Linked DNA regions of Homo sapiens: region 2 is linked to region 1. A link is a loop called in an ENCODE intact Hi-C map of the cell type or tissue named here. Cell type or tissue: ascending aorta. All regions are shown on one strand. Links, peaks and the distances in the headings refer to the core of each region. The heading gives the core; the rest is flanking DNA.

Region 1 (16,364 bases), core at 4,286-12,285:
ATCGGACATATCAAAGGTCAGATATTTTATTTCATATCAGGAAAACTGATTATTTGGAAAGGACTGGAGAGATATAAATAAATCAACCTAAGAAACAGCCTTAAACTTATGGCCTATTATAAGCTAAATCTTTGTCTAGTTAAAATGTCTTTTTGCTCCAAAGTTGGTGCCCACTGTATTTTACACCTTGTCTCCTCTTTCCCCCAATAAATTAGTTAAGACATCTAAATATTCAAAACTTCTCATCTACATGAGAATCAAATGGATTTTTATAGCAATATAATAAAAAATCCACAATATTAATTGACTTTTAATAGGGGCATCTAAATGTCAACTTGCTGGATTTTTTTTCAATAACTTCAATATCTCTAAATTTATAGGTATTTCCTACATGATAGTGTCAGGTTCTAAAATTCAAGCCACTTTCTAGAAAAATTTTTTTTAACTATAATAAATTTAAGTGGCATTTAATTCTGTGCCTTATTATTAGAGGGTCACGTTCTTCTTTAAAAAGGAAGCAAATGATTTTTTACCTCTGGGGGGAAAAGCCACCAATATAAGTACTTAAATAATAAAACGGAGCAGAGGAACCTAGACAGTCATTTTAAACGTTCACTCTTTACACCTCCCAGGAGAAGGCTGTCTTTGCTTTTCTATGTTTTCCGAGGGGTGGACTAATCAGTTCATTACAATACACAAGATGAAGATGTCACAATTGCTTGATCCCAGCTAATGACTGCTGGGACTGTCCAGGCCGTTTCGAAGCTCTGTTCTCCTGTGACCCTAAGCTTTCTTCTCTGGCTAAAACTTACTTTCTTTTTTTTCCCCCATAAATTTGGGACAGATATGCCCCATTAAATAGCCAAAACAATCACAACCTTGATTTTCTCCAAGCACCTATAAACAGCTCTTATGTAAGCTGAATAATTCCTGTGTCACTATTTGAGGCAAATGCAGAACATTTTTGAAACCCATCTGACCTTTCCAGCAATTTCTTGCTCTTTGCCAGAAGCGGGGCCTTTGGCTGCTCATTACTTAAAGCATTCACCTTTAAGGCCATTTCACAACAGGGCAAAGACTCCCAGAAACATCACCTAATGAGAACCCTAGAAACCATTTTCTTATCTCACAGCAGTGTGTAGGAGAAAAACACATTATATGCCTACTGTGGGCTGATATTCCCCAATTTTAGATAAGCTCTTTTCAATAAGGTTGCAACGGTGGCACTAGGCTTTTATATTTCAAGGGGGCAAATGAAAGGCACAAAGTGTTCTGAGTTTTAAATTAACTGCCACAACAGGTGCCAGCACAGGTCTGATAGCTACCAGATGAAACCCCGTTTTAAGGAAACAAATGAACTAAAATGTAAATTTTTCTATTAAAGGTTTCCTTGGGATTAAAGCCTCTGCCTTTTAGGAAGAAATTAACCCAAGATGGGGAGGAGTAGAAAGATACAGCTACCACTTGGGGAAATTAAAGGCTATGATGATAAAACTTACCCTGTCTCCAAATATCTGCCTGCCCCTATCAACCTTTCCTACTATCTCCCATGGTACTCTCCTCCCTAGTCCCCAGGCCCCAGTCACAAAACCTTCTTTCAGTTTTTCCAATGAGCCAGGTTCTTTCCTACCACAGGGTCTCTGCACAGGCTGTCCCTGCTGCCTGGAACAATCTTCCCAGCTCTTCCCTTGGATGCTACCTTCTCATAGCTTGGGACTTGGCTTCAATGACTTGTCATCCAAGAAGCCACCTGCCTACCATCTCTACAAGTCTCTCACCTTCTCGGCCTTTCTTTGTCCTGACCTCTTTGTTTATGTCTTACTTAGCCCTTAGAAGAAATTATATTCATAGGTAAGGGGAGGCATCTTCCTATCTTTCTATTACCAACAGGGCTGGCTTCGTGCACTTAGGAGAACCCTGTGCTTGGGGCTTAATGCTCTAGTGGTTGTCTTAAAATTCTAAATAATTTTATCTTAAAATTTGTGTTTTGTAAGTGAAATTTGATGGGATCATGGAGCATGCACTGGGGACCTGGAGGCTTGGCCCCTCCTGGCCCCCTCCTCCCCATCTCTGCTGCTGATTTCCATCCTTGGTGGGGCCTGGGAGAGGCGAGGGTTGGAGTCAGGTGTGTGTGCCTGTAGTGGGTGGGCATGACAGTGCCACAGTGTGTTCGATAGGCCTAACGCATCCTGGCACATTGGTTGCCATATCTTTGGGCATCATGCATTGGGTGTGGATTAGGGCTGCAGGCCCTTGGGATGGGGGAGATACCTGGCTTGATTTCCCCAGCCCCAGCCAAGGCACAGTGCACTGAGCAGGTGACTAGCAGGAGAGGTACCCAGCAGCTAGTGGGCAGGGTGCAGCTTCTTCCACTTGTGCTATATTTCCTTGCCTGAAAATGCATGGCATTAAATAGCAAATAGCAGGACAGGGAGACAGAAAGATCATGAAAGAAAAGGAAAAGCTTTATATTTTCATATCTTTAATGGTACCTTTTCCTGCTTTTTCAAACAACGGATCCCCATATTTTCATTTTGCACTGGTCCCTGCAAATTATGTGGCTGATCCTGTTTAGCACTGTATCCTTAGCATCCAGTACAGAGTAGATACTCCAACTCTGCTGAAGAAAACCCTCTTTCTCCATTGTCTATCACAAATAGTGTAAGATAGTGAGAAGTGAGAGGAGGACTTCAGAGGAGTTGCCCTGCATAAGACTAAATACAACATCAAGGCTGTCCTAGCCATGCATATGGGCAGTTTCTTTTCTTTTTTTTTTTTTTTGAGATGGAGTCTCATTCTTTTACCCAAGCTGGAGTGCAGTGGCATGATTTCGGCTCACTGCAACCTCCGCCTCTTCGGTTCAAGCGATTCTCCTGCTTCAGCCTCCCCAGTAGCTGGAATTACAGGTGCCCACCACCATGCTGGGCTAATTTTTGTATTTTTAGTAGAGATGGTGTTTCATCAGTTGGCCAGGCTGGTCTCCAACTCCTGACCTCCAGTAATCTGCCTGCCTCAGCCTCCCAAAGTGCTGGGATTCCAGGCGTGAGCCACCACGCCCGGCCGGTAGTTTCAAATATTCTCACAGGCACCCAAAACGGTGATGGTTCAGAAGGTCTCTCAGGCATCTAAACCCACAAATGTGATTACAAAATAATGATCTGATTTTGTGAGTAGCTTGTGGAATCAGCCAAGTTACTTATAATCACATCTCTTTATGTGTGAATGTATGGATTGACTAAAAAATCCTCTGATGAACTGATTTTAATTGGTACGATCTGCTCTGCAGAAACTTAAAGACATTATTTTTTTCCAAACAACTAATTTTATCTTCACGCCCCAGCACACCTGCACCCCTGGTGGGGCACACCTCTCCCTCTGAAAGGTGGCAAAAGCAGCAGAGCCTGCTTTCCCTTGGGCTTAAAGGGAGCACCCCATACAGAATGCTTGCTTGGCTGAAGTTAATGCTGACCGTTCTGCTTTGGAGACCAACTCTCACTGCTGCACATGGAAACCCAAGACCATGTACGCCCACTACGAAGAGAAATCACACTGTGCTCCTGTTAGGATTCTTATTGATAATGTACAACCAGCACATTCTGACAGTTTTCAGCTCCATATTTGACTGAAAAAGCCTCCCAGCCCCTCTCAACACCCACTGCAAGAGCAGATCTTGCTCCTTTTGGGATGGGCATCTACATCACGGCAAATGTGGGCAACAGCCCCACAGCTGTATTTGTACCAAAGATCAAAGGTTTTTTTTCTTCACCCATTCTCCACCTATAAATTCAAATGTGAGCAATGGCAACAAAAATGGGGGGTATGGGCTTATTCTTTACTGCTGAATCAGCACAAAATCCCACTTAAGGGGAAAAGGCTGAACTATTCAGTCATAGTCACATAAAAATGACCTTTCTAATGAAGGCCTGGTTCTCTGGCAGGTAAGCAATGGCAGACCCCATGCCTGCCTCCTGAGTAAGGAATGCAGGCAGTGGCTACCGCTCCCTGTATCCCTGAACTTCAAAGGAATTCAAGTGACCTAGACCAGCTGGCTGCCAAAGAAAACAGTGTCCAAGGACTCCCTGGCCAGAGATAAGTGCAGGCACAGCAGTCCTTCAACGCACGGGGCTTCTATTTCCTGCCCCTCTCATGTTGAAACTGCAATATCAGGAGACAGCAAAAGCCTGCCAGGCAAGCCCTCCAAGTTCAGGGTCAGTTCAGCTCGCTCCAGGAAAGCTCAGGGAGGCTGCTGATTCCCAAAAGCCCCATTTGCTCAAGCTCATAAGTGCGACCCTCTGGCCTCCTGGCAGGCAGGCTGCATAAGCCCTTGTACCACGCAAGCTCCTGCTCAGGTTACAGAAACTCATATTTTAAATCGGTGAAGTTCTCTCTGGGGTGCTTAGGAAGAATTCTTGCAGCCCATGTCATTCCCTACTTCAGGGAGTGTACTAAGATTAGCCTATAAATGACTCAATGGTTCACCAGGGGCCCCTTTCATGGCCTCCCCCATGGAAGATGCAGCCAGGAGGGGAATCTTGATATCTGAATGCTTTTTGTACCACTCCTGGGTTCTGAGCTGGCTCTACTGGCCACAAACCTGCTTCTTGGAGCCCATTTCAAGAAGATGCAAATTTATATTGCCAGTTAGGTTTTGCATCCATTGCTCAAATGCAGATTTTAAACTGAGAGGAGTATGAGGTCATGGGAAGAAGAGCCCTTGTTAATTCAAGTAGACAGACTTCCAGTCAACAGGAAGAGCAAAAGAAAAACCTTGTGTGGAAGGTTCCTTTTTTTTTTTTAAGAAGCAGGGTCTTCAGGGTCTTGCTTTGTTGCCCAGGCTGGAGTGCAGTGACACAATCATAGCTCACTGCAGCCTTGAATTCCTGGACTCAAGCAATCCTCCCACCTCCTACAGAGTAGCTGAGACTACAGGTGCATACCACTGTGTATGGCTAATATTTAACTTATTTTTTATAGAGTTGGGGGGTCCCTTTTTGTTGTCTAGCCTGGTCTTGAACTCCTGGCTTCAAGCAATCCTCCTGCCTCAGCCTTCCAAAGCATTGGGATTACAGGCATGAGCGACCATGAAGCCAGAAGGTTCTTGATTGGACCAGAGGTGCAGGGTTCACACGTCTCAGGGTACTCCAAGGCTCTAGCAAGAAATGAATTTAGGGACCTCTGCCTTTGATATGTGCTTCTTCACACCCCACCCTCTCTAAAGGAAAAACACACAGACCACTGAAAAGAACACTCTTAAAAAGATTCTGAAAACTAGCAGTGAAGAAAGTTTCAACTAGTGCTTCTCATATTCTCTAACTGTAGAATCCCTTTCCTGAGCATATCAGGCCCCCAAACCAATTTCAAGGGGCCTCTGAAATTTCTAAATTGGTTTCCAAAATAAAATTATCAAAATATTTCACAGAAAAACCCAGATTTCTGTCTTCTCGTGCAAAAATGTGGATGTGCAGGCAGCTGTGGGCTTGTATCTCCTCCTGGGGATAACTAGGGCTCTGGAGTAGCTTATATCATAGGCTGGGCTGTGTGCCTGTGAGCTCGCTACGGTCCCTGGTCTCATTCCCTCTTGTCCTTTGCCTTCTTGGCCCTAGGGGGCATTTGAATTTATGACCCTTGCCTTGAATATGCTCTAAAAAATATGGGACTTAACAATTATCCAAAGCACACGTGAAGGGTATTCATTGGATGTCTGGGTGCATGGTGCTGTTCTCAGTGATCTGGGGCTGCAGAGGTGTTTAAGAACACCCCGCTTCACAGGAGCTTAGAGAAGGGTGAAAAGATAAGGCACATTCAGCAGAGAAGCACCCAAGGAGGCAGTGTGGTACTGAGGCCCTGCTGCTAAGCACTGGCATTTGGACAGCTAGACAGGAAGAAAGGGCTCTGCTGTTCCATAGGCCTGTGGGGTGACTACAGTTAACAGTACTGTGTATTTCAAAATGGCTAGGAGAAAGGATTTTGAATGTTCCCAGTGCAAATAAATGATAAATGGTTGAGGTGGTGGATATGCCAATTACCTAATCTGATCATTACATATTGTATGCATGTATTGAAATATCATATGTACCACATAAATATGTACAATTATTATGTATCAATTTTTAAAAATTAAAACAAAAATAAATGAGTACTCTTAGGGTTAGACTAGATGGAAGGCTTTTCAACCTTTTTTTTTTTTTTTTTTGGCCCTCCTTACACTTTGGAGACTCTTCCCTTATGTGAAATTTTATAAAGAATGAAATCTGAAGGAGGTGGGAGAGGGTATGTCCGGGCCCCCATCTCCTTGGTGTTCCCTTCTTATGCCATAATTTCTCCTTGGCCTCAGAGGCACCTTTACTGCAGGTGAGGGCTCTTTCAAGCCCAGATGGAGCCTCAATGGCCTGGGTGACACCCAAGGTCTCTCTAGACTCTTATGTTCTACCTGTCTTTCTGAAAGCCCCATGGAGTGGGGAGGACAGCCATGACATAGTAAGAAAAGGAGAATTCCCTAGCACCTGACTGAAAAAAATAACTGGGAAGAGAGACAGTGACAATACACAATACACATGACCTCACGTACATGGAGCACGGTGACCATGAACTGTAACATTAAGTATCACCTCAGAAGCATTCCAAACCTGGGTGACTGAGCGCCCCAGTAGATGAGGAGGAGCAGGAGGCTGTGTGGATGTTCACACACCGCCCCCACCTCCCCCAAGAAGATAAGCACTCATGGAAAATCAGAGAGACTGCAGACTCAAATCCCTGGTATCCCTGTAATGTGCACCTCTTGTTTCTGCCCGCCCTCATCCACTCTTGGTAATAGCTCATTTCCACTAGGGCAGCCATCCCTCCTCTCCTTCTCTCAACAGGGTTCCACTTAAGTTGATTCTATCACGACTAGTTTTAGTGATGAAGAGGTGCCTCAGGCCTGGCTAGTCAGATTGCTGATTGGTTAAGGGATGGCACATGCCCTAAACTGGGCCAATGGGTGACCTCCCTATGATTTTTGCTAGAATTATCAAGAAAAGGACTTGCTTTTAAGCAACCACTGGGATTGCTGGGCTGTGACAGGATCAATCTTGGCGGTGCTAGGGGCCACTTTCACCATGTTTGAGAAGAACGTGCCCCAAAACCAAGCCAACAGTGTTTAGCACAGCTAAGTAAATTGAAAGAGACCAATCAACGTTGGATGACCAGATTTGAATATTTGGCTCTAGCTGAGTCTCAAGCTAGATATCCTTGTATTTTTCCATTGCTTTAGCCAATGAATTGTCATTTGCTTTTCGCTATGTTTTGTTTTCTGCTGAGGCCAATTTGGGCTGGGCTTCTGACACATGCATTCCAGAGAGTCCTGCCCGATAGAATCTTTCTTCACTGACCACCACTGTAACAAGTTAGTTAAGTACCTCAAATTCATACTGAGCCTTTCTTACTACAAAACAAGATCAGAATCAGAGAATTAAGAAGTAGAAGGCCATTTACATTATCTCTGTAATAGTAGTTACACATCTTTAACACCACTCATTAGAAAACTAATTTTGGTCCATGTCCAAATCTAACCATTCCCTAAAATAACTCACTTTCATTGGTTAACTGTAAAGCTCAAGGAAGGACAGTCCTAACATATTTACATAAAGCTACTCCTGAAAAGTTGTGTGAATAAAATCTACATCTGCCTTATGGAAAGTCATTTGCTGTCATCCAAAACACCAATAAAGGAACTTATATACCTAGTATAAAATTTATCAAGAGAAATGTTCATAACTTACGGAAGAGTATTTGCCAAAAATAAGTTTCACCGCAATTGTATATAAATTGTTTTTATTGAAATAGAATATTTAAGAGCTGTTGGTTCTGGATATAATTCTTTCACTTCTTTAAAAAGCTTAATTTATTAAGTAATTTTTGCCTGCCTATGATCTTTTTCTTCTGCATTATTTGAAGGACACTTATGTAGTCTCAGTATCAAAAGATAATATCTAAAGAGCACACATAATTTTTTAGAGAATGAAAAACATGATTTCTGGTTCCTTAACTTTCCACAGTATAGAAGATATAGCTTACTTTTCCAACACCCAATCGAGAAAACATGTAACTTGAAGAGATAGTGTTACAAGGGAACAGAAAACCAAATAATGCATATTCTCACTTGTAAGTGGGAGCTAAACATTGGGTACTCGTGGACATAAACATGGCAACAGCAGACACTGGGGACTACTAGAGGGGGGACAGAGGAATGCAAATGCTGGAAAACTGCCTATGGGGTATTACTCACTATGTGGGTGACGGGATCAAGCATACCCCAAACCTCAGCATCACGCAATATGCCCATGTAACAATCACTTTACAAAATGTAACAATCACTTTACCCTGAAAAACAATCATTTTACAAAATCATTTATTGAAAAGCTTCTTTCGATAGCAAGATTCTTTCAGCAAGTGGTTTGCTTTTTAAAAGAATTTTTAATTATGGAAGTAAGAAACAAATATATTTTGCTTGTAAAAAAAAATTAGAACATGCTTAATATAGCTAAAATTCCTTTTGGTCATCTCCTCTTCCAAGGAGAAACCACTGACATCTACCTGGGGTATGCCCTCACAGATCTTTTCACTTACAGATTTATATTGATTCATGTATATGCATCTTCCCATAAATGCCATCAAACATCATGTATTATTTTGTAACTTTTTTTCCTCTGGACAGCATGTCTTAGAGACCTTTCTTATCCGTGCGCATATATTTGTCTTATTATTTTTAATTCTATACTTTATTTAATTATTCTGCTATTGATGGACACTTAGGATGTTTCTGATTGTCTTTTTCCCTATTACAAACAATGCTGCAATGAACATCGAGGCATAAGCCTCTTTACACACATAAGGCTAGAACTTCTCTAGGACTGATTTATGCTCACGTTTCCAGTGTTATAAAACACAAGGCAGACTTTTATGATATTGGCAATAGCAAAAATGCAGTGCCAAAGAAAGTTTATGTAAATGAAAGTTGTTTATTTTTCTCCACTTTTTAAGGATCAGATCACTCTTCTTGCTTTTCAAGAACTGCTATATCTTTAAGGAAGGTTGCCTAATTAAGATAGAAACCATAGCTGGTACTCAACATCGATTTTTTACTTGATCTAATTCCCTACCCTTCCCCCTATCCCCATCCCCCCTGCCAAGATTTTCAGCACCATATATCTGTTCTTAATTGATGTGTTAATTATAAGGATTATCTGTTCATCAAAGTACAGCCTGAAAGACTAAGTCTCAAGTCAAGATATGCACTTGAAAAAAAAAACTGCTCCATATTGATGGACTTCATTTATTTTTAAAGTGAAATGTATGATACATACAAAATAATGCACACACGGTATATACAGTACAAAGAATAAAAAATACCCTGTACCCATCATTTAACTTAAGAACATTTTCCAAGTTGTTGATGCCTATTGAGGGTTACAATCCAATTACCTCATTCTTTTTCTTCGGAGAGGTAAATATTCTGATTTTTATGTTTATCTTTCCTTTGATTCCTTATTAACACTTTATTATGGAAATTTTCAAATATATACGAACATAGAGAACTAACTTAATAAACTCTCATGTACCCAACACAATTTGAATGATTAATCAACATTTTGCCATTCTTGTTTCATATGTCAACTCGCCATTCTTTTTATTTCCTGGGTGTTTTTTTTAAAAGCAAATCCCAGAGACCATGTCATTTCACACAGAAATAATTTATAACGTATTTCTAAGTAAAGAGGACTTAAAAAAAAACAAAATTATAACTACAATGCTAATATCACATAACACAATTAGCAATTCTTTAATTTCATCTAACATCCATCCATATTCAAATTTCAACACACAAAAAGTCCTTTTATAGTTAGTAATAAAAAAGGTAAAAAAATTAAAAAGATACAAACCCAAGAAAACCCCACATTATTTAAAAAATATTTTACTTAAAGCTTTACCAGGTGGCCAATCCATCCCTCAAATTAGCAAACAATTGTAAGTTTTACTATGTAATCAATAGCTCGCTGACCATTACTAATTATATTCAAGGAAGCTAACTGAGGACACAGTTTCTTCCTCTCCCGTCCTGTATTTGGCCTTGTCTTCAGCAGAATCATTAACGTATGGGCACAGCAAATGGCAGGGTTTTGAGATTCGCACGTGTGCTGATGTGGTTAACAAATGAACTAAATTATATGGTGACTCTGATGTTAAAATGTGACTAATACACACTTTGGGCCTTATTTTCTATGCTTAAAAATAATTGGGTAAATACTACAGAGTATTTCGGTTTGGAGCTTGTTTATTTTGCTTTCTTTAAGACAGCATATGATTAATTTAAATGTGGCCATTCAGGAACATTTGCTTCCCTGTTCTGTCTGCTTTTTACACTCAGAACAGAAAAAAAAATGTACATTTGGAGAGCAGTAACACACATGCATTTTACAGGGAGACTTAGGTAAATGTGGAAACAGCTTCTGTGGGATTTTGGTCCTGCTTTTCTTGGTGTATTTATCAATAATGAAGAAAGCCATGAAAACTCATCTTTAAGCCAAATGATCAGATTTTTGTGAATTCAGCTACTTTAAAAAAATTTTTTTAACTTTTTTACTAATCAAAAGAGCTGGAATATCAGCTACTATTATAAAGCAAATGATTCATTATCACTGCTGATATTAGAGGTGCATCCTGATTTAAGAAAACTCAAAGTACAGAAAGGCTCAAGAATTAAAGGTGATTATTGCCATTGTAAAATTTTTTTTATTCTGGAAAATTCCAAACGTATATAAAAGTAGAGGACAGCGTCCTGAAACTCTACGTACCCATCACCCAGCTTAAACAGTTATCAACGTGTTAATCTTGTTTCAAATATACCTCAAATGGTTTTACAACAGGGACAGCACACAGCAACAGATTTGTCTCCATATATATCTAGGGATATAAGGGAGGAAAGAAAACTCATTTAGGGCCGGCACAGCGCCCCCCGTCCCCGCCCCCGCCAACAGCTCAGCGCAGTGATGGGGACGTAACAGGGGCACGACTCGAACCTCTGGGCCCACACCCACAAGAACCCCCCACCACTGCCCAAGGGAGAAGCACTTTAGGTATAGTATGCTGATAATTGAAGAGAGACCTGAAAGGGTGGTAGGGTCTGGGAAGATGCTGAGGTAACAACAGTTGAGCTTGCTGGTTCTAACTCCTTCCTCTCCTCTAGGCAGAGATCTGTTATATCTGAAGTTCCGCCAGAGAAGGTAAGGCCACAAATCCTGGTTATCTGCCTCTGTCATGTAGAGATACAAAAATCATCTTTCTCCCTCCCTCACTTTCCAGACATAGTAAGTCATCAATCCCTGTCACTCCACTTGAAAATACTTCCCAGACCCATCCCATTTTCTCCATCCTCCTGACTTGAGTTTCTATCTATCAAGTCCATCCACAGTGACTTTATGTGTATCCCGACTAACCTGAAAAGCTCCTGGCCTTCCCAGCTGGGATAAGTAGACATTCAGTGGTTAGTGTTGGGGGACAGTTGGTAGTATGTACCAAACTACCGCTGGCTCCAGTATCAAAAGAGAACACAGGACTCTAAGCACTGCTTTCACCAGAGTTAAACAACACCACCTAGGCATTTGAAAAATGGTCGAGTACTTTTTCCCTAACTGCAACATCAAAAACAATGAATTAATTGCTATTCCCTATAACCTAACGCTACCTTTTTGTGCTAGCAGGAGAAAGGGGGAGATGCTCCAAGCCCACAGTGATTCATAACTTTTTTTTTTTTTTGAGATGGAGTCTAGCTCTGTTGCCCAGGCTGGAGTGCAATGACACAATCTCGGCTCACTGCAACCTACGCCTCCTGGGTTCAAGCGATTCTCCTGCCCCAGCCTCCTGAGTAGCTGAGATTACAGGCACACGCCACCGCGCCTGGCTAATTTTTGTATATTTAGTAGAGACGGGGTTTCACATGTTGGTTAGGCTGGTTCTCGAACTCCTGACTTCGTGATCCACCTGCCTCAGCCTCCCAAAGTCCTGGGATTACAGGTGTGAGTCATCGTGCCTGGCCCGTATGTTAACTTTTTACAATACACACAGCATAGACCCAGATGCTGGCTGTGCGGGTCGCTGGTCAGGCTTGCTGCTTGTCTTCTGAGATACAAGCTGGGGTAGCAGGGTCCCAGCATAGGCAGAAACCAGGCTCTGTTCCTGCCTGAGAGACGAGGTTTAACCAGGAGATTCCCAGTGGCCGGTGACACCGCACGAAAGGGATAAACAACCACACGGCTGGTTCTTATGCTCCGTAATCACTCTGCTGAGTGTCCTGGATCCCTTACCACCTGCCAACAGCATGCCTCTTTCCTTGTCCCCTTCAGCAAATGCCAGGTGCCAGGCATTGCTCTGGGCACTGGTTACAAACATCAGTGAAGACCGGCGAGTCCTGATCTCATGGAGTTTTCATTTGTAATCCGTATAGTGTGATTAGGGAGCATCCATGACCAAATTATAAACCTACGAGGCCCAGGCTGGCCCCAGGTGACGCTGGTAACTCACATGGCCACACGCTGTGGTTTTCACACATGTAGGCTGAGCCATGAGCCGCTCCCCTCCCAGGCTCTCAGACCTGACTCACAGTCATCTCTGTCTCGAGTCCTTACACCAACTCACCACCTAAAACATATCTGAGGCATCTGCTACTATTCGTGTAAGGCTCCAGGGTGGATGCTCTAGATATTAACAACCACAAGTTCTGGATTTTCTGGAATGATCCTAATTCTGAAACTATTCTAGTCAATCGCTAGATAAGAAATCGATGAAATTTTAATATTGTGGCATCTAAATGACATCCTCTAAAATGCCCAAAGCCTGAGGTGGTGGTGGTGGTTGGGTCTTCTGTTAGATTACAAAAAGCAGTAAGGGGATCTGGGGAAGCTTCCCTGGCTCATACCTGGGTTTCCCACCTCCTAGTCGTATTTTCTTGGCAAGTTACATAATCTCTCCATGACATAACTTCCTTGCCTATAGTAAATGATGATAATGAAAGTACCTACCTCTACATTATTGTGATGATGAAATGAGTCAACATACAGAGCCTAGACCACAGCTGGCCACACAGAAAGCCTGGTGGATATTAGCTAATATTATTGTTGTGGTTGTTATTGCTATTTAGTGTTGAGGATTTCTTTCATTATTTGGAAAACCCCATCACCACAGGAATGGGGGTTACAAAGAAAGCCCTTGCTTTTTTTCCCCCACCTTCTAGACAGGGTCACACTATGTCACCCTGGATAGAATGCAATGGCGTGATCATGGCTAACCGCAGCCTTGATCTCATGGGTTCAAGTGATCCTCCGCCTCCCAAGTAGCTGGGACTACAGGCATATGCCACCACAGCTGGCTAATTTTTAAATTTTTTGTACAGACTGGGTCTCACTATATTGCCCAGGCTGGTATGGAACTCCTGGGCTCAAGCAATTCTCCAACCTCAGCCTCCTAAAGTGCTGGGATTATAGGCATGAGCCACTGTGCCTGGCTGTCCTTATTATTTATTATTATTTTTTTAATCTGTCACTAAGATTGAACTTGGCCTTTTAAAATGCTTTCTGATACTCCCCTCTCCAACCCCATTTCCACATGAGCTCTGCCACATTTCACTTTGGGCCCTGAATATTTCTGAGCTGAGTTGCCAGGACTGCTGAATGCTAATCACCATGGCTCCACTCTATATAAGTGTTGTTGCCAGAATAATCCTCTTAAAACACAGCCTTAACATGCTCTTTTCCTCCCAACAATGCCTTCTTGTTCTAGAGTGGATTAAGGGTAAAGCTCCTCATCTTTTTATGTTGGCATCTTACTAACCTAGCCTAGCCCACCTGCCAGTTCTCGCCTCCTCCCAAGCTGGGTCACCCCTTTAAACCACCTAAAAATTTATTCCAGGTCATTTCTACCTCTGTCCACCACACCAATGCCTTCTAAAGAAACCTCTTTTTCTCTCCAAAGCCTTCAATCTTAAGGCTTTCATTTCTTCACACAGCCTAACTGATCCACTGCTGCCTATGTGAATCTATCCACCAACTCTTCTGCTCATGTTGAGCTATATCATTTCTTTTTTTTTCTTACTTGGTGTTTTGCCTCCTACGTGCAAGTCTGGTCTCCCATGACAGACTCTAAAATTCTCAAGGGCAAGCATGGTGTCGTATATTCCTTGTTTTCCATCTTCTCTTCTCTTTCCCTACCAATGTCCGTGTAAGCAATTCAGAAATACTTGTAATTTTTGAAACTCTTTGCACAGCTTATCATTATAAACTCTTGCTAACATTTGGCCATAATTAATGAACCTGATTCGAGTCGCAAAATCCAAACACATAGCCACAGCTGTTGGGCTCTTAACAGCAGAACCAGTTTCCCCACTTGTTTTCCACCTTGGCTTAAAATCACATCCACTCCTCACCTGAGCTAGAGGCATCTCTCTGAGTCCTTTCCACTGTCAACTGGGACACGGGCTTTGGAGGTGATGCCCTCCATTCAGGATCTCATCTACTTTTAACATGTTCCTGGAGTTTGCTCATAGATTCTGTGGAATCTGTCTCTCCAACAGGGCACATCCATCCCATCTCCAGCTTCCCCCTTTCCCTATACAGGCCACTGTCATCACTCACCTTGACGACTGCAGACGACTCCTAACGATTCGACTGTCAGTCTTTCCCACTTCTAATCTAGCAATGGCTCATTCAACAAATACCTGCTGTGTGCCTACTATGTAAAAAGCATAAATAATAATGTTGGAAAGAAGTGGATGCAACGCGAGGCTCTCAGGGTGTCAAAGGAAAACCTCGTTAAACTTGGCTCTCTAGCTCCATATTTGGTGAGAATAAGGTGGGTGACATTGACATCCACATTCTAAAACAAGTCATTAGAAGGCCAGGTGTGGTGGCTCATACCTGTAATCCCAGCACTTTCAGAGGCTGAGGCGGGCAGATCACTTGAGGTCAGGAGTTCAAGAACAGCCTGGCCAACATGGTGAAACCCCATCTCTGCTAAAAATACAAAAAATTAGCCGGGTATGTTGGTACACACCTGTAATCCCAGCTACTCAGGAGGCTGAGGCAGGAGAATCGCTTGAACCTGGGAGGCGGAGATGCAGTGAGCTGAGATCGCATCACTGCACTCCAGCCTGGGTGACAGAACCAGATTCAGTATCAAAATAAATAAATGAAATGAAATAAAATAAAATAAAACAAGTCATTAGAAAATGAAGCTCCTTGAATTGCTGCTAGCTTGTAGACCAAATGCAACCGTTTTCTTAGAGCTGTGCTATTAAGCAAAGAGAAACAACAGTGGGCTAAGTGAGAAAAAAATAAGGCACTACTTACACATGTGCATCTTGATTTGGTTGCTCATGATGGAGAATCAAGTAAAGGGTCACAATGAAGAATCATGGCATGGAATCAGGTATAAAACCTTTTGTTTGGGGTAATAATTATGCATTCAGTCAAAACTATAACTTGGTTGCAGTCAAAATGATAGGTTTTTATTTTAAAAAGATTCCATTTCCATAATGGTGTTCTCTGGCATCTAAATAATTGCTTTCCTAAAAGATGGGAACTGTTAGGTGGAGCTGAGAAAAGATACTGAGTTCTCCATAAGTTAAGGCCACCAACAACTAAAATTATCTTCTCCAATATCCATTGATTCTATTTAACATTTATCTTTCTGAGTTTTCTTTTACTATAGCGGTTTCCCTTCAACTCCCTCCCTTGCCTTACCCATAAGGCTGCGTGGTCAGAATTCCTATTTTATGGTATGCTATGTTCTGAGACTGGCAGCTCATGAAACCAGGCAGCTGTAAGAAATGACAAATTTCAACAGTACAGCTATAGAGAAGGCAGCTCGGTCAAGGATGTTAAATGGTCAGATGGAAAGCAAATCCCCCAGAGGCCAGGTATTTCTAAAGATCAGCTGTGTGGCATCTTACAGAAAATCCTAGAGCCTGGTATCATTGAGACTGCAGCCCTCCTCTCTCAGTTGAAACGAATGATCAAGACGTGGTACCAGAGCACCACCTGCTGGCTCACAGGTGACAGTGTCTTACACAAAATACTTTCTACAAGATGGTCATTTTGATCTGTTAAGTAAGAATTTGCAAGAGACAGGTGTGAAAACACAGTTGTGGTTTTGCACTTCTGGGGCTGTGTATATGAATACTGTTGGTCAGAGAATATTATACTATCATGGATAGTAGTTTTGTTGTTTTGAATAAAACAATTTTATCTCAATGCTTTCTTGATTTTAACTTAAAAATTTTAACATTTTACTAACATAAAATGTCATGAAGTACTTTGGTAACCCAGTCCATTTAA
Region 2 (16,364 bases), core at 4,538-12,537, 270 kb before region 1:
TTATGATTTTCCCTGGATTAGATTTTTTTTTTTAATTTTAAAAGAGAGGTTTGGAAAGGCCTTGCTTAATAACTTAATTATTATTGAATTCTTACTCTGTACCAGGCATTGAATGTCTTACATCCATGAGTTCATTTTCTTCCTTCTGAAAGTCATTTGAAGTAGGTCACATTATCCCTATTTAGGGAAAACTGTGGCCAGTAATAGAGCTGGGAGTAAGATCTTGGCAGCCAACCTAGAGAGTCCACATTCTTCATCACTATGCTTGTTTTCACTACCTCCTGTCTGTCCTTCTAGTGGGAGGCATTGAAAATCACATGGATCCCCTCCCTCTTTCCCTCAGGTGCTCATGTAGACACCCTGCATGCTGTGTTCTGCTATAGGCACTCGGGAGCAGGCATGTTTATGGCAGATAGGATGCCTGTCTTCAAGGAGCAGATAGTCTCCTGGAGGACACAGACAATAAACAAGGAAGCAAATAAGTGTATAATATAATTTCAGGTTGTGCAAAGTGCAATAAAAATAAAGCCAAGTAAGGGGCCGGAGATCTGGAAGGAGAACATTGACGATAGGAAGATTTTCAACAAAAATACCAAGGTGTTCATAAATTCATTGACTCACTTGCTGGAAAGCTACGAAGCATGCCTTACTAGTGTAACTAAGTCTGATCTGGAAAGTCCAGGGGCCTCTTGGTGGGTCTTTAACCCACTGGACCACAGATGAAGAAAGTATAAGCCAGCAGGTGGCATTTCTAATGATCTCAGGACAAAACCTGGGACTTACTTGTTTCATTTGTGATCCCCCACCCCTTATCTTCTCTTTGAAAGTCCTGTCTGGAAGAAGCAGCAAATTAATTGTTTTGTTCTTAATTGGGAAGGCATTATAACTGACATTGTTCTTCTACAATACAGACCTAATGAGGGAGAGTGGCCATTTAGGAAGATTATATGGGATATTTGAACAATTTTTGTAGGGTAAATGTTAGAAACTTAAAGTCAGACTATTAATGTTGAAAAATATAAAAATAGCCTTTCATCACCTGTTTATTACTTCCTTTCTTCATTTCATTCTTCATGAAAGTCAAGAACTATGGGTGAATTAGGATGGAGGATAAGCTAGGAGAGGGATTGGCAATAGGCTTTATCTTAAGCACCTACCCTCACTCTTCTTGGAGGTTTCTTGGAGTGCAGTGTTGAGAAGAATTCTGAAGTTACAGCTGGGCTTGGTGGCAAGAATGCCATAGGCAATTAGTTATCTGCTGGGAGTCCAGGTAGGAGGAGTGGCTCTGAATTTGCAGACCAATGTTGGAACCAGGTTGTGGAAATCACTATCTTTTGATTCCTTTCATATGACTGAGTCAGAAAACATGGTGAGGAAACATATCTGATGGACTTCAATTAAGACTGACTCCCTCCTTTCCTTCCTCTCATTCCTCCCCTCCCCTCCCCTCCCCTCCCCTTCCCTCTTCCCCCTCCCCTCCCTTTTCTCCCTCCCTCCCGCCGCTCCCTCCTTCCTTCCTTCCTTCCTTCGTTCTTTCCTTTTCTTCCTCCCTCCTTCCCTTCCTTTTCTTTCCCCTTTCCTTCCTTTCTTTTCTTTCCTACTTTATTCCTTCCTTCTCTCCTCCCTCTCTCTCTTCCTACCTACCTGCTTTTCTTCCTTCCCTTCCGTCTCCTCTTTGTCTCTCTCTTTTCCCTCCTCCTCCTTATACCTTTCCTCTTCCCCCTTCTCTGACAAATTGTACAACATGACGGAGTTCACAGTTACAAAAAACATATGTTCCAGAGTTGGACTTCCTGGTACCAATTCTGGTTCTATCACATCCTATTAGTGTGCACCTTGTGCAGGACACCGAAACTCTTTGAACTTCAGCTTCCTTATCAGCAGTATGGGAGAATAATGCCTCCTTCCTCATGCCTATCATTTTGGGACTCTAGAAATATTTCTTACAGGACTGTTTCTCAATATGTGACACACATGCCACTGTTGGGAGGTTTACATGGTTTTAGGAGTTTTACGGACAAGGCATTAAATAAAATGGTCTTCTCTTGTTTTTCTTAGAATCTTTCTGTTAACTCAAGGATAAAGTCTTAATTTAGAGTTCTTTTCTCTAAGAACAGTCTAACACTGCTTTATTAGCTAAGAGAACAGACCCACTCAGAGCTTTCTGTTGAGACTGTCTATAGCCTGAAATTAATAATGTCATTTGCATTGTATTATATTTAGAATTACCTTCCTTTATGATGAGTGATACTTGTTTTATACTCAGAGAGAGGTTACAAACTTCCTTTCTCATTTTTGTGTAAATGTGAAAAGTGAGTCTATTTAAAGAAAAAATTCCAAATACATAATGGAATAATATACTGTCATGACCTTGAAATGCGGCCTGCAAATTGCTAGTGGTCAGGTGTAGGCAATGGAGTCAATGGAGACAGACCACAGGGATCGGGGAGCCAGTTAGGAGTAGGTTAGGAGAGGGTTCTCTCTGTTCTTGCCATGCTGGCCTTCCTTCTGTCCTTCTATCCTGCCAGATTGTCCTCTCTGCTTATAGTTCTTGTCCCCATTTCCACTTCCCTTTACCGAGTTTTTTTTATTTTTCAGATTTCTGCTCAATTGCGGCTAGGCATGGTGGCTCACACCTATAATCCCAGCATTTTGGGAGGCCAAGGTGGGCAGATCACTTGAGGTCAGGAGTTTGAGACCAGCCTGACAAACATCATGAAACCTTGTCTCCACTAAAAATACAAAAATTAGCTGGGTGTGGTGGTGTGCGCCTGTAATCCTAGCTACTCGGGGAGGCTGAAGCAGGAGAATAGCTTGGACCCAGGAGATGGAGGTTGCAGTGAGCTGAGGTCACACCACTGCACTCCAGCCTGGGTGACAGAGTGAGACTTTGTCTCAAAAAAAAAAAAAAAAAAAAAAAAACCCAGAAAATGGTGATGTTCCTTGATTCTTCCTGAAAGGCCATATTGTTTGTTATTGGTTCTTCTAGAATAGTGTTCAGTTTCTTCTGAGCACACATCGCTGGCTAATTCTATATTGATTGGTGGGATTGTATGAGTGGTGTCTGTCCCTGTTGGACTATAGGCGCCTTGTGGACAGGGTCCACGTCTGTTCTAGTTCAGCATTATCCCCAGCACCTACCAGAATATAGAAATTGTTACATTTCCTGTAATTTACTAAAAAAAAATTAATATAGACAGTTTAATATATCTCTCCATGTAGGTGTAAGTTAACTTTAAATTATAATTTAGAAGAAGTTAACATTTGGATTAATCTAGTCAGGAATTGACATTCCAGGCCTGCCATCTGATATCCCTGTCTGAGTCTGTACTATCTGGTCTGTTAATTAACATAAAGGATGTTAGAAATAATTTCTATTGGTAAAATAAATGATGTTCAAGATATCTAATTGGTTAGAAATCTGTTCTTGCACAAATGGGGTTCAAGAATAAGGCTATTACAGGTCTAGGACACTGAAAGGTCCAAGTCCCCCACTCATGGGTGAATTCTGTTGTCTAATTTAATTAGATGGGAAGCAAATCTGTCCTTAGAACACTATTAATTGTGCTTTACAAAGTACCTCAAAACCCTGAGAACAGAGAGTTTGCCCTGCTTAGGTCCAGGTGGTTTGATTCTCTGGGGACCTACTTACCCATAAATGATTGATGGTATGGTAGAACTCGATCTGAGGCTTGCTTGCGTTGTGACATGCCACCTGGGTAAGAGGAAGGGCTGAGGAGCCTGTAACTCTCAATCACCTCCAAACATTGGAGGTCCCCCATATTCACCAAAAGAGCTTGACGACTGGTCATGGCCACTTGGCTTTGGTCGTATTACAAGAGAGCAACAGACAATGGCTGAAGGCGGGATAAAGGGAAGAGGCGGTGGTGGGTTGAAGAATATTGAGCTGGAGTCAACAGAACTTGATGACTGATTTATGGGGATGTGAAGGAGGAGGCAAAGATGACTGAGGTGTGGGTCCTGGGAGCAGGTTTCGAGGTGTGGTTTGGTTGAAGGAGGCTTAATATTCTGTCTTGTAAACCCAGCTGGTCACTGGCTCCATTAGGAAGCAGACAATGTTGGTCTTTGCTCACCTCTCATCTCTCCTTCACTAGGCCCCATTGTCTAATCTACCTTACCCATGCCTCTGTCCTAAGTAACATCCTACCTGTCTGGTGTGCCGAGACTATTGCCCATGTCTTTGTTGTCTAGAAAAAGCACCATGGAATTGTTTACTTACCCAAGCTAAATTGGCTGATAATGGCTGGAAATCTTATGGGGCTCCAATCCATGTAAATAAATATGTGGTTTTTTTTTTTTTGAAAAAAACTTTACATTTTGAACTCAGGTTTACTGAAAAATTCCAAAATGAGCACCGAGAATTTTCTTATATATGTCACCCACATCCCTAATTATAAGATCTATTTTTTTTTTTTTTTTTGAGATGGAGTCTTGCTCTGTCACCCATGCAGGAGTGAAGTGACGTGATCTTGGCTCACTGCAACCTCCGTCTCCCACGTTCAAGTGATTCTCCTGCCTCAGCCTCCCAAGTAGCTGGGATTACAGGCACCCACCACCATACCTGGCTAATTTTTGTATTTTTAGTAGAGATGGGGTTTTGCCATGTTGGCCAGGCTGGTCTCAAACTCCTGACTTCAGGTGATCCACCTGTTTTGACCTCCCAAAGTGCTGGGGTTACAGGTGTGAGCCACCGCACTCGGCCCTTAATGATAAGATCTTAGGCTGGGCCCTGTGGCTCATGCCTGTAATCCCAGCACCTTAGGAGGCCAAGGCAGGAGGATTGCTTGAGCCCCAGAGTTTGAGACCAACCTGGGAAGCACAGTGAGACCCCAAATCTAAAAAAAACAAAATAACAACAACAAAAAAAAAAACAACAAAAAACACACACACAAATGAGCTGGGTGTGGTGGCATGTGCCTGTAGTCCTAGCTACTCAGGAGGCCAAGGTGGGAGGATCACTTGAGCCTGGGAGGTTGCTGCAGTGAGCTGAGATCATACCACTGCACTCCGGCCTAGGTGACACACTGAATTCCTGTCTCAAATAAAAACAAACCTCAAAACTTTTGCCGTAAGCTGTGGCTCACAGCATTTTGGGAGGCCAAGTTGGGTGCATCACTTGAGTTCAGGAGTTCAAGACCAGCCTGGCCAGCATGGTGAAACCGTGTCTACTAAACATAAAAAAATTAGCTGGGCATGGTGGTGTGCGCCTGTAATCCCAGCTACTTGGGAGGCTGAGGCAGGAGAATTGCTTGAGCCCTGGAGGCAGAGGTTGCAGTGAGCCAAGATCCTACCACTGCACTCTAGCCTGGGTGAAAAAGCAAGCTTCCATCTCAAAAGAAAACAAAAACAAAATGTTTGTAATTGTGGTACAATTATCAAGAAGAAGAAATTAACATTGGTACAGTACTATTAACTGAACTATAGCCCTTATTCAAAATTCACCAATTTTTCTCCCAATGCCCATTTTCTGCCCCAGGACCTCATCCAGGCCCCCATATTGCATTTAGTGGTCATTTCTCTTTAGTTTCCTCCAGTCTGGGACTGTATATCAATCTTTACTTGTCTTCCATGACCTGCATTCACACTTTTGAAGAGTACTGATCAGTTATTTTATAGAATAGCCCTCAGTTTGGGTTTATCTAATGTTTTTTCATAATTGGACTGATGCTATACATTTTTGGCAAGAATTCTACAAAAATATAGTGTCCTCAATGAGTTACATGAAGGGGTGTGTGATGTTGATATGTCTTATTACAGAGGGTGTTTTCCTTGATCACTTGGCTAAGTTGGCGGTTGCCAAATTTCTTCCCTGTCAAGTCACTATATTTCCCTTTGTAGTTGAAAACTTAATCTGTGATTTTTAACTTGGTAGCACGGCAATGAGGGAAATAAAATTTTGTACAGAAGGAGAAAGTTTCCCCTTCTTCCCAACCCCCATTTAAAAAGCTTTCATTTGAAAAATATGGTTTGTCCTAGAAAACTTAAGCAGAATGGTTGATGTGGCTAAAATAAAACTATCTTTTGGCTGTTTCAGTGACAGTTTTAAAAAATGAAAACAGTGAAAACAGTGACGATTCCTTTCTCCATTCTGCCATCTCTGTAAAAACCCGTCTTTGATCATTTAACTTTCCTGATTAAAAATGTTTGGTTGGTTCCAAATGACTACAGGAAAATGTCCCAACCTCCCGGTTTGCCACTCAAGACCTTCTGCAATAAGACTGCAATTGACTTTTCCATCTCTTTCCTACTTCCCCTCTCTTCTGCCCTCCTCTCCCAGGAATTCTATCTCTCAGCTGTGTATAACAACCACCATTCACTGGGTCTTTGTTTTTGCTTATGCAATTCTCTCAGCCAGGACCATTCTTCTTTTCTCACCTCTACCATTTTGAACCCTTGTTCTGTTTTGATAAATATTATCTCACACTTTCTGTGCCAGTTATTAAGCTATGGTCTTTCAGTTTCAAATCTATGCTTCTATACTCTGCTTTGTGATGCTGGGACTGGACTGTACAAACCACATTTCTGCATTTGCCAACTGCTTTGTGTGAGGCTCTACCCATATGGGGAACTAGAGGATACTGGAAGATATTCTATTCACACTTTCTGTGCCAGTTATTAAGCTATGGTGTCTCAGTTTCAAATCTATGCTTCTATACTCTGCTTTGTGATGCTGGGACTGGACTGTACGAACCACATTTCTGCATTTGCCAACTGCTTTGTGTGAGGCTCTACCCATATGGGGAACTAGAGGATACTGGAAGATATTCTATTCCTGAAATGACTGCCCCATAGTGCATCTTCACCCTGGCAGCAGCAGTTCCTTCTCGTAACAGCACTGGGATTCATCTGTAGTTTTCCCAGTGCTGGCAATATCTGCCACAGTATGCCTGCCCAGTGATACCAGTACCGGCTGGCCAGTGACCTCTTTATAGAGTTTTGGGTCCCAGCCCCATGGAAATCCCTCCTCTAACCTCGGGGTTAACAGCACCATGTGGGTAGTACCCTTTCTTCAGAGGTCTACTTTGAGAGAATCTTCTCTAAATTAATAACTCCAACTTCTTCCTTTGTTTCCTGCATCCCTAAGAGTGGGAGCAACTTCCTGCAGTTGCTGCCTGTGTGGTACCTTCACATTCCCTTTTTGCCCGATACAAAGTTATATCCTTATCTCTAAATGACACTTATTTTTTATTACATTCCCTCTTTAAAAAAAAAACCCTTGGCCAGGTGCGGTGGCTCACGCCTGTAATCCCATCACTTTGGGAACCCGAGGCGGGCAGATCATGAGGTCAGGAGAGTGAGACCATCCTGGCTAACACGGTGAAACCCTGTCTCTACTAAAAATACAAAAAAATTAGCCGGGTGTGGTGGCACGAGCCTGTAGTTCCAGCTACTTGGGAGGCTGAGGCAGGAGAATCGCTTGAACCTGGGGGGCAGAGGTTGCAGTAAGCTGAGATCGCGCCACTGCACTCCAGCCTCGGTGACAGAGTGAGACTCTGTCTCAAGAAAAAAAAAAAAAAGCCCCTAAACTTGGTGTTTCTGTCTCCCATCTGAACCCTGGATGTTATGGAAGTTGGTACCAGGGTCAATCCCAGGAAACAGGTAGATTTAGGGATTTGTTTCCTGGGGTCCTCAGGCTTGAGTGTGATACTGAGCTCTCACCCATGGGAAATGCAATGCTGGTAATCCATGGTGTGCAATGGCATCAAAATCAGTCAGATTTGGGTGATTGTGAGGAAGTGCCTACTGAAGCCAGGGACTTGGGGGAACAAGTGACTGCTTGCTGCCCTTGACCACTGTAGCAGTAATGATGACTCTTAGGACTGTGGTGTGAGGCAGGTTCTTCTGAATGTACTCACTGTTACCGAAAGGGAATGACAGGCTCAGACCTTCCAGTGCTCAGCTCAAGTCAGCAGAGATCCAGAGAGATTCTCTGGCAACCTTAAAAGACTTTGTTTCCTGGGTGTGGTGGCTCATGCCTGTAATCCCAGAACTTTGGGAGGCTGGGGCGGGTGGATGACAATGTCAGGATTTTGAGACCAGCCTGACCAACATGGTGAAACCCCATCTCTACTCAAAATACAAAAATTAGCCAGGCATGGTGGTGCGAGCCTGGAGTCCAGCTACTCGGGAGGCTTAGGCAGGAGAATTGCTTGAACCCGGAAGGCAGAGGTTGCAGTGAGTGGAGATTGCACCACTGCACTCCAGCCTGGGTGACAGAGTGAAACTCTGTCTCGGGAAAAAAAAATAATACTTTCTTACTAAAGCCACAGTTGGCGATGATGATGGTAGAGATGGCTATCTTCATCCTTATCGTATCTCCCTGGTTTGAGAGAGAGAGAGGGAATCTGAATAAACCCAGCTCGACTCAAAAGTCCAATTAGCTATGGCCAGGCAGGAAATGCCACTTGGTGGAAACATGGCTGCCAGCTGTGGGCAGCCACTTCCCATAGATGGGGGCAGATCCTGCATCCTTACAGTTGTCTCCTGAATACGTGTGGGAGTAGGGACAGTGGCCCAGAGGAGGAAGACTAATGTCTGGTCATTTTGAGGGTGGGAGGAGACAAGAGGAATTCTCCAGCTCAGCCTCTAGGACAAAGTTTGACCTTTAAATCCGGAGGGCCTCAGGTAGATATCTAAAGAAATTGTTTTCCTGAGGGACTTTTGAGATTTAAGACACAAGCTTGGCTGCCCTGCACCAAGGTAACAGAGCAGGACTCAGAGTTTGAAAAAGGGACAATTTTTTTTTTTCCTGCATGGAAATCAAGCATGGCTTTAGTGCAGCAAAGACTGAAGGGAGCTCAGTGCCATGCAGGGTTTTCTTCTTTGGGAGCACTAGTGAGATTGCATTCTGGACAGCGAAACAGCATTCTCTGAGGGGCTGGGCTGCAGTGGCAATAGGGGAGGGAGATGATGTTGGGGCTGCTCCACCCAGCAGGTGCCAACCAGGATGCCAGAGAAGAAAGATACATCGAAAAAAACTCCCCGCAGTAATAGGAGCTTTTGAAGTGGGGGCCACAGAGCCAGTGCAATTGAGACATAAATGTAATTTCGCTTGTACTTTCCGCACTGGTGAGGTTTGGGATTGCTCAGATTACATTCAAACCTGCCCAACAACTTTTTTTTTCTTTAATGGAAACAGCTTAGTTATTCCGTATCACTCACCTATGGAAGCCTCTCATCTTCCTGAAGGCTCATTTAAAACTCAGGCCAACCAACTAACAACAACAACAACAGCAACAACAACAAAAAGCCCTGGCTGTTAATCCCCTGGTTTTCACTTACATGCAGCACTGTATGCTTCAGTGACACCTTTTCAGGGTTTCCAGGAGAATGAAGTTGACTGGCAAGGGGCTTTCGAGACTGTCAACTCCCCCAAAGGCAGTTTGGGGTTTGTCGTCAGCAGACTTGGCCAAGCATGCATTGAAATAACTCATTACTCGTTCTACCTGTTGTTTTAAAAAGGCAGCATTGAGACACTTTATATATTTTGCTGTGGGGGTTTTGGCAGAACATATTTCAAATGGGGGAGAGAAAATAACAAACAGTGGGCAAGGGCAAATGGATTTCCTATGACCGCTGGCTAGTTAGGGCACATGCATATGTTGCGTGCGGGTTGAATTAGAGTATTTGGAGACACTGTGCTATTCTTTCTGAAGCCCTTTACTTATTATTCATGGTTTCATTATGGTCCCTTTTATTCACACACACATCTAGGGGAGGGGGCAGGTGGTGGATTTAGTCTTAAAAAAACAAACAAACATAAAACTTGCCATATATTTTAGAGTTATAGGTGCACGCATTTCTTTCCTCCTATCAAATCTTGCTTTTCCATTTTAGCCACATAAATGGTTGTCATAGTGACATTTCCTTCCAGCCTCCTTAGCTTTGGTATGGAGCAGAGAGCTCAGAGAGTATCCAGTGACCATAAATCAATTTCTTAACTGTCCCCTTCACTCCCTGGAACTAATCAGATATGAGGTCGGCTATGGCTGCTCCTGCTATTCCAAAATGAGTGGAAATTATGTCAAAATTAGGCAAAAAATAGACTCTGTCTGAGTTACTCAGAATGGTATTGTTTATTTTTGGAGAAAAGTATGTTAGTTTGACATTTCAAGGAGCAGTTAGCCAGTAAAAGTCATGATTTCTGGGATCTAGCAGGAAAGTGGACATTTAATTCCTTCTAAAAATCTCTGATATCTTGGGTGTTGAGTAGATTCTTAAAAGTTGTGAGATGCAAAGAACTTAAAACAGAACTGCCATTCAACCCAGCAATCCCATTACTAGACATATATCCAAAAGGAAACAAATCATTCTACCAAAAGACACATGCACTCGTATGTTCATCGTGGCACTATTCACAATAGCAAAGACATGGAATCAACCTAGGTGCCTAATAACGGTAGATTGGGTAAAGAAAATGTGGTACATATACACCATGGAATACTATGCAGCCATAAGATGAATGAAATTGTGTTCTTTGCAGTAACAAAGATACAGCTGGAGGCCATTATCCTAAGCGAACTAATGTAGGAACAGAAAGCCAAGTACTACGTGTTCTTACTTATAAGTGGGAGCTAAACAATGGGTCCTCATGGATATAAAGATGACAGCAACAGACACTGGGGACGACTGGAGGGGAGAGGAGAGTAAGGGTTGAAAACCTATTGGGTACTATGCTCACTACCCGGTTGATAGGATCAATTGTACCCCAAACCTCAGCTTCAAGCAATATACCCAGGTAACAAGCCTGCACAAGTATCCCCAAATCTAAAATAAAAGTTGAAACTATTTTTTAAAACACTGTTAGATGGTTGAAAAAATAACTTAAAAACATTTCTTTAAATCAACTTAAAACTTCCATCTTTTGTAACATTTGCTATTATTTTGCACAACTTTGGTTTATATTAAGATCCGGCATCATCTCTGAAGATGTTTCCTTAAGGATTTTTTTTTTTTTTTTTTTTTTTTTTAACAAAAACATTTAACTAGAATCCAGAGGCAAAGGCTTCAGAAGCATCTTGGCAGTTGAAGGTTCTGAGTTACTGAGAGACCGAGACCACAGAAGTGAAGTAATTAAAGGGAAGTAGAAAGAAAAGAAACGTCCTGATCCCAGTTCAGGCTGGGAGTGTGGCTGTGAGGGACTGGGTATTTCCCTCGAGTCTTTCCTGGGGGTTATGTGGGCCTCCCACTGGAGCTGGTCTAACTTCTATCATAGTGGGGCAGGCAGGTGTCATCTGTGAAACAAAATACGAAAAAAAGGGGCAGAGATGACTTTGGACAACAAATTATTTGGGATACTTTTGACTACCAGAAAGAAAATAGCATCTGAAAGTGGCTACGTTAATTTGCGTTTCTGTTTCTTCTAACAAGACATTGGGAAGTTAGGAATTACCGGGTTGGTTCAGCAGGTCCTTAATGCCGTGGTCCTGGGGCATTATGTCTCTGCAGTTTTTGACCCTTCTCCCCGCCCCCACCCCCCCCGGTTTAAACATGGCTCCTACAGCTCCAAGCTTATATCCTAACGCAGGAATGCCCAAAGATGGAAGGAAGGAGGAGAGGATAAACATGCTCTACTTGCTCATCTCTCTCTCTTTCTCTTTGTTTCTCTCCCCTTCCTTCTTCCTCTCTCTCCCCGCCTCCCTCTCTCTCTTTCTGTACTTCTCTCTCTCTCTTCCTTCCCCCTCCCCTCCCTCCCTCCCTCTCTCTCTCTCTCCCTCCTTCTCCCTCTCTCTCCCCCTCTCCCCACTCCCTCTCTCTCTCTCTCTTCCTCTCTCTCCCTCTCTCTCTCTCCCCCTCCCTCTCTCTCTCTCTTTCTCTCTACCCCCCTCTCTCCCTCCTCTCTCTCCCTCTCTCTCTCTCCCTTTCCCCCCTCGCCCTCTCTCTCTCCCTTCTCCCTCTCTCTCTTCTCCCCTCTCTTGTGCTCTCTCTCTCTCTCTCTCTCTCTCTCGCTCCCTCTCCTCTTTAAATCCCAGATACCTCCCTACCGCTGCACGTGTTCACTTATGTTTCATTGGTGGAACAGAATCAGACGACTGTCCCTAGTTGCAAGGAAGGTTGGGCAAGTGAGTATCTAGCATTTTCCATTTCTCTTGTGGGAAGTGGATGCTGCCTATAGGGCAGAAGGGAGAAGTGCCAGGCTGCTGTGTTGATAATCAGCAGTGTCAGCCATAGCTAGAGTTTTGAAACTGAAAAGACTTAATGACCACTGCTTTACCCTGTAGTCTTACGAAAAACTGGCACCAGAAGAGAATCAATGACCTGCCCACACAGCTTGGTGTCAGATCCAAAGTCTGAGTCTACATGTCTACATTTTTTGACTCACGACATAGAACTGAGGTTGACTATGACTAACATTTGACTTGCATATTACAGCTGGCATAGTGAGGGCTTTGTTCAGCATGTATTAGCTTGCTTAATTTTTGCCTTTGGCGCTGCGGGGCCTGCAGGCTTCTCAGAGCAGAGGGTGCATCTGCTGCAGCTTCCCATGTCTCCTGCTGAAAGGTAGCCAATCATTTCTTCCTAATTAGCGATCAAACATGATTTCAGATAGTCCTTCTCCTAAGATGCCATGGGAGATGTTCCTTGTATCTGTCAGTGGCACTGATCACGTTGTCATTTTTGGCAACTAATTCCCGGAATGAATAATAAAATTATAATAATCTTGTACCAGAGGGAGGGTGACCAATTTGTAAACTCCATTAAGAATCGAGCAAAGGATTGTCCTCTAATGAGATAGATAGCATCAGGGAGACCATTCATCAAGCCTCTCTGTCACAGATGCACAAAGGGACCCTGGAGGGAGGGGCTCCTGGAATTCGGGCAGACGAGGGCGGGTTGTCTTGGATGTGCATTTCCATATTGTCATTGATCAGCTGCCGGAGAAGGAATGACAAGCAGAACACCAGAGTTCTCCATTGTAAGGCTCCGGGTGTGTTTATGCCACCCTTGATTCATTCCCCACAGGGTGAGAAGCATTACTCACTATTTTCTCATGTGCCAGAAAGAGAAATGGAATCAACGGGCGTATCATCTCCTTGTTGGAAAATGACAGCTACCTTATTATAAATCCCCAATAAATTGATGGAAGAGCTGTTCAAACTTCATAGATATAAATGTTTCCAGGGATTAATGGGAACTTATTCCTACAAATGACTTACAGTTCAGGAACCGATCTTTGAATTGAGGTATTGTTTATTTTTCCTCTAGATGTCATGATAAGCAGTGGAGCATAGATGGCAAAGGTTTTCTATTTACTCCATCCCTGTCCCCCACCACTTTCCCACTTCCTAGGGCCAAACATTTATAGCTTTAGAAATACTAAATTATCCCTACCTTTTGGAAGAACAGCTTCTTCCTTTTGGAAATCCTTTACAGGAGAATTTAAAATTTGTAAACCTCCTTGTTACCTCTGGGGGAAACCATGGAGATGTAACACTTACATTGTAGGACAGAAACAGACCACTGCTCACTATTGTATGTATCTTAAAGAATTAACATTTTATTTCCATAGGTATCTCAGCATTTGTTTTCAACGTCCTTTGTAACCAGCACATTGAAGCTCTTGCCTGTCATATGGGAGGGGATTGTGCCAACAACAGCTTATTTTCTGAACCACCATGGTCTTCTCTGATGTGGCCTCTAAGGGTCATCTTGGGACTGTCATTTGGTATTTATATTAGTGTTGATACTCTTAGTGAGTGAGTGCTTTTATAAATGAAACTGAATCTTTTGTCCAGCACCAGGAGCATGTGAGTACTTAATAAGTACCAATCAATAGCTTTTGCTGATATTGGAATATAGGCCCATCTACTTCCTGGATGGCTCCACGGGGAATGAGGCACTTATAGCTTGTGCTTTATTCTATAGAAGATGCTAAGGGTTGCTTTCTAGATTGTCTTTGTTTGAATCTATGCTGGGCGTGATGTTTACCCATGCAATGCCATTCCTGTCTGCCGGAACCTGGTGGGTGTTGGAACTTCAGTGGCTCTTCCACTTGATTTGCTGAACTTCTAGTTTGTTCCAAGAGTCAGCTGGCCAGGGAGGAGCAGGGTGAAGAGTGTCTCCATGCCTGCCAGCCTTCTAAGTTGCCTGGAGCCCACACCCTGCCGCCTCCCTCGACTTCTAAGAAGTCACAGGGGGCTTGTGTTCTCCAGGCCACCCCACACTTCAGCTGGATTTTTCAAAGCTGGCAGATGTCTGGTAACGACTGTCTTCTCACCATTTCTATGGGAATTGATTCCTTTCGCCCATCCCCATTCCTGAAGTCCCACTAACACATGGATGGAATGTAGAACAGCATTTTAGTAAATCTGAGGATAAGGGAGAGAGGAGAGCAGAGAGAACACATTACACCTGAACACTGGACATCACTTTTCTGAACCGTGCCTTGGTTTCCCTTACCAAGGGGAGCCCTCACTAGTGGCCTTTGCTCCTCAGGTTCTGGGCTCCTGCCATGGCGCAGCCCCCGCTTCTCGTTATTCATTCATTCAACAAATATACATTGTGTATCCACTATGTGCCAGGAGCTGGGCTAATATTTAGCATTGATTCTTCACACCAACTCTGTGAAGTAGGTACTATTAATATTCCCATTTTACAGATAAGGAACCAAGAATTCAAGAGATAATAAGTCACTTGGCCAGTGGCTACTTAGGATTTGGATAATTTTATTCTACTCTCCATATTCCTACTCAGCCACTGTATTAATTGGTTCGAGTCTTTCTATTAGAATATAGCTCCTGCTGTACTATTTTTTTTTTTTTTTTGAGACGGAGTCTTGCTCTGTCACCCAGGCTGGAGTGCAGTGGCGCCATCTCAGCTCACTGCAAGCTTGGCCTCCCAGGTTCACACCATTCTCCTGCCTCAGCCTCCCGAGTAGCTGGGACTACAGGCGCCCACCACCACTCCTGGCTAATTTTTTTGTATTTTTGGTAGAGACGGGGTTTCACCATGTTAGCCAGGATGGTCTCGATCTCCTGACCTCGTGATCCATCTGCCTCGGCCTCCCAAAGTGCTGGGATTACAGGCGTAAGCCACCATGCCCGGCCCTGCTGTACTATTTTTATTAGGCTAGTTGTAATATAAAACAGGAAGAGAGCACTGTGAAGCAACTGCTTTGAGCAATGGAGATATTCCTACCTTGGAAAATGCTTGGATATAGGGCAGTAAATGCAAAACAGATGCCAGCCCTGACACCATGGAGCTTTCAGCCTTCAGTGGAGGAGTGAAGAGGAGAGGAGACATCCATCGCACAGCACATGCACGTGCACATATACTCGCTGTGATACATGATAATAAGGACAAGGAGGTAGAGAACTGGGTACTGTGAGCAAGATTAATAGCTTCCCTGCTTCTTCATATTCCTGCATACCTCCCTCTTTTCCCAGGTCACCTAGGAAACTCCAAATCCCTCTCACTCTATTCATTTTTCTGTCTTTAGTCTCTTTTTTGTTTTGACAGCCTCATTCTAAATCTGTCCCGGGTTTGGGACTCTCACCTTTCCTGCACAAAGACTCCATCAAGATACATCCCCAAAAAAAGTGCTGTCGCCCCTTATATGAATAGGCTATTCTTCTCCTGTGGGAAAACATCTGGGATTTTTTTTATTTTAAGTTGCACTTTTTCCTTCCTGAAACATTTTCTAAATTTTTTTTTCTTCTTTTTCAAAGTGTGGATGTCCAATGTGAGAGTGTGAAAGATGTGTTTAGGTGGGTCCTGGGAGAATATTAACTAGCACATCATATAGTGATGTAGATATTTTCTTCTTTTTATGTATATATCATGTCTTTTTATTTTTATTTTTTGAGATGGAGTCTCGCTCTGTTGCCCAGGCTGGAGTGCAGTGACGCCATCTCAGCTCACTGCTAGCTCTGCCTCCCGGGTTCACGCCATTCTCCCGCCTCAGCCTCCTGAGTAGCTGGGACTACAGGTGCCTGCCACCGTGCCTGGCTAATTTTTTGTATTTTTAGTAGAGACTGGGTTTCACCGTGTTCGCCAGGATGGTCTCGATCTCCTGACCTCATGATCCACCCGCCTTGGCCTCCCAAAGTGCTGGGATTACAGGCGTGAGCCACTGCACCCAGACTTTTTTTTTCTTTTTTTTTTTGAGACGGAGTACCACTCTATCACCCAGGTTGGAATGCAGTCGTGTGATTTTGGCTCACTGCAACCTCCGCCTCTCAGGTTGAAGCAATTCTTGTGCCTCAGCCTCCCGAGTAGCTGGGATTACAGGCATGTGCCACCATGGCCAGCTAATTGTTGTATTTTTAGTAGAGACAGGGTTTTGCCATGTTGCCCAGGCTGGTCTTGAACTCCTGGCTTTAAGTGATCCACCTGCCTCAGCC

The links. Peaks named below come from ENCODE experiments on the same cell type or tissue, not always from the same donor. Only the 100,000 strongest peaks of a DNase experiment are listed, where the experiment ranks them.
Region 2: a loop joins it to region 1, with 2.6 times the contacts of the local background. A loop is called at or near these places in 2 of 110 quality-filtered maps.

The regions. Positions count from the first base shown.
Region 1 is chr3:73,486,810-73,503,173 of GRCh38, forward strand. The region is part of intron 3 of PDZRN3 (PDZ domain containing ring finger 3); the gene reads right to left. Among named protein-coding and RNA genes, the nearest start is that of PDZRN3-AS1, 130 kb to the right of the region's middle. RefSeq lists enhancers at 12,686-12,765, 15,858-15,927. In ascending aorta, for the core only: no CTCF peak of the experiment used is centred there; DNase peaks (open chromatin) are centred at 7,303 and 12,129; H3K4me3 peaks cover 467 bases.
Region 2 is chr3:73,216,261-73,232,624 of GRCh38, forward strand. All of the region lies in intron 2 of LOC107986098 (a long non-coding RNA gene), which reads left to right. Among named protein-coding and RNA genes, the nearest start is that of EBLN2, 160 kb to the left of the region's middle. In ascending aorta, for the core only: no CTCF peak of the experiment used is centred there; no DNase peak of the experiment used is centred there; H3K4me3 peaks cover 472 bases; H3K27ac peaks cover 1,986 bases.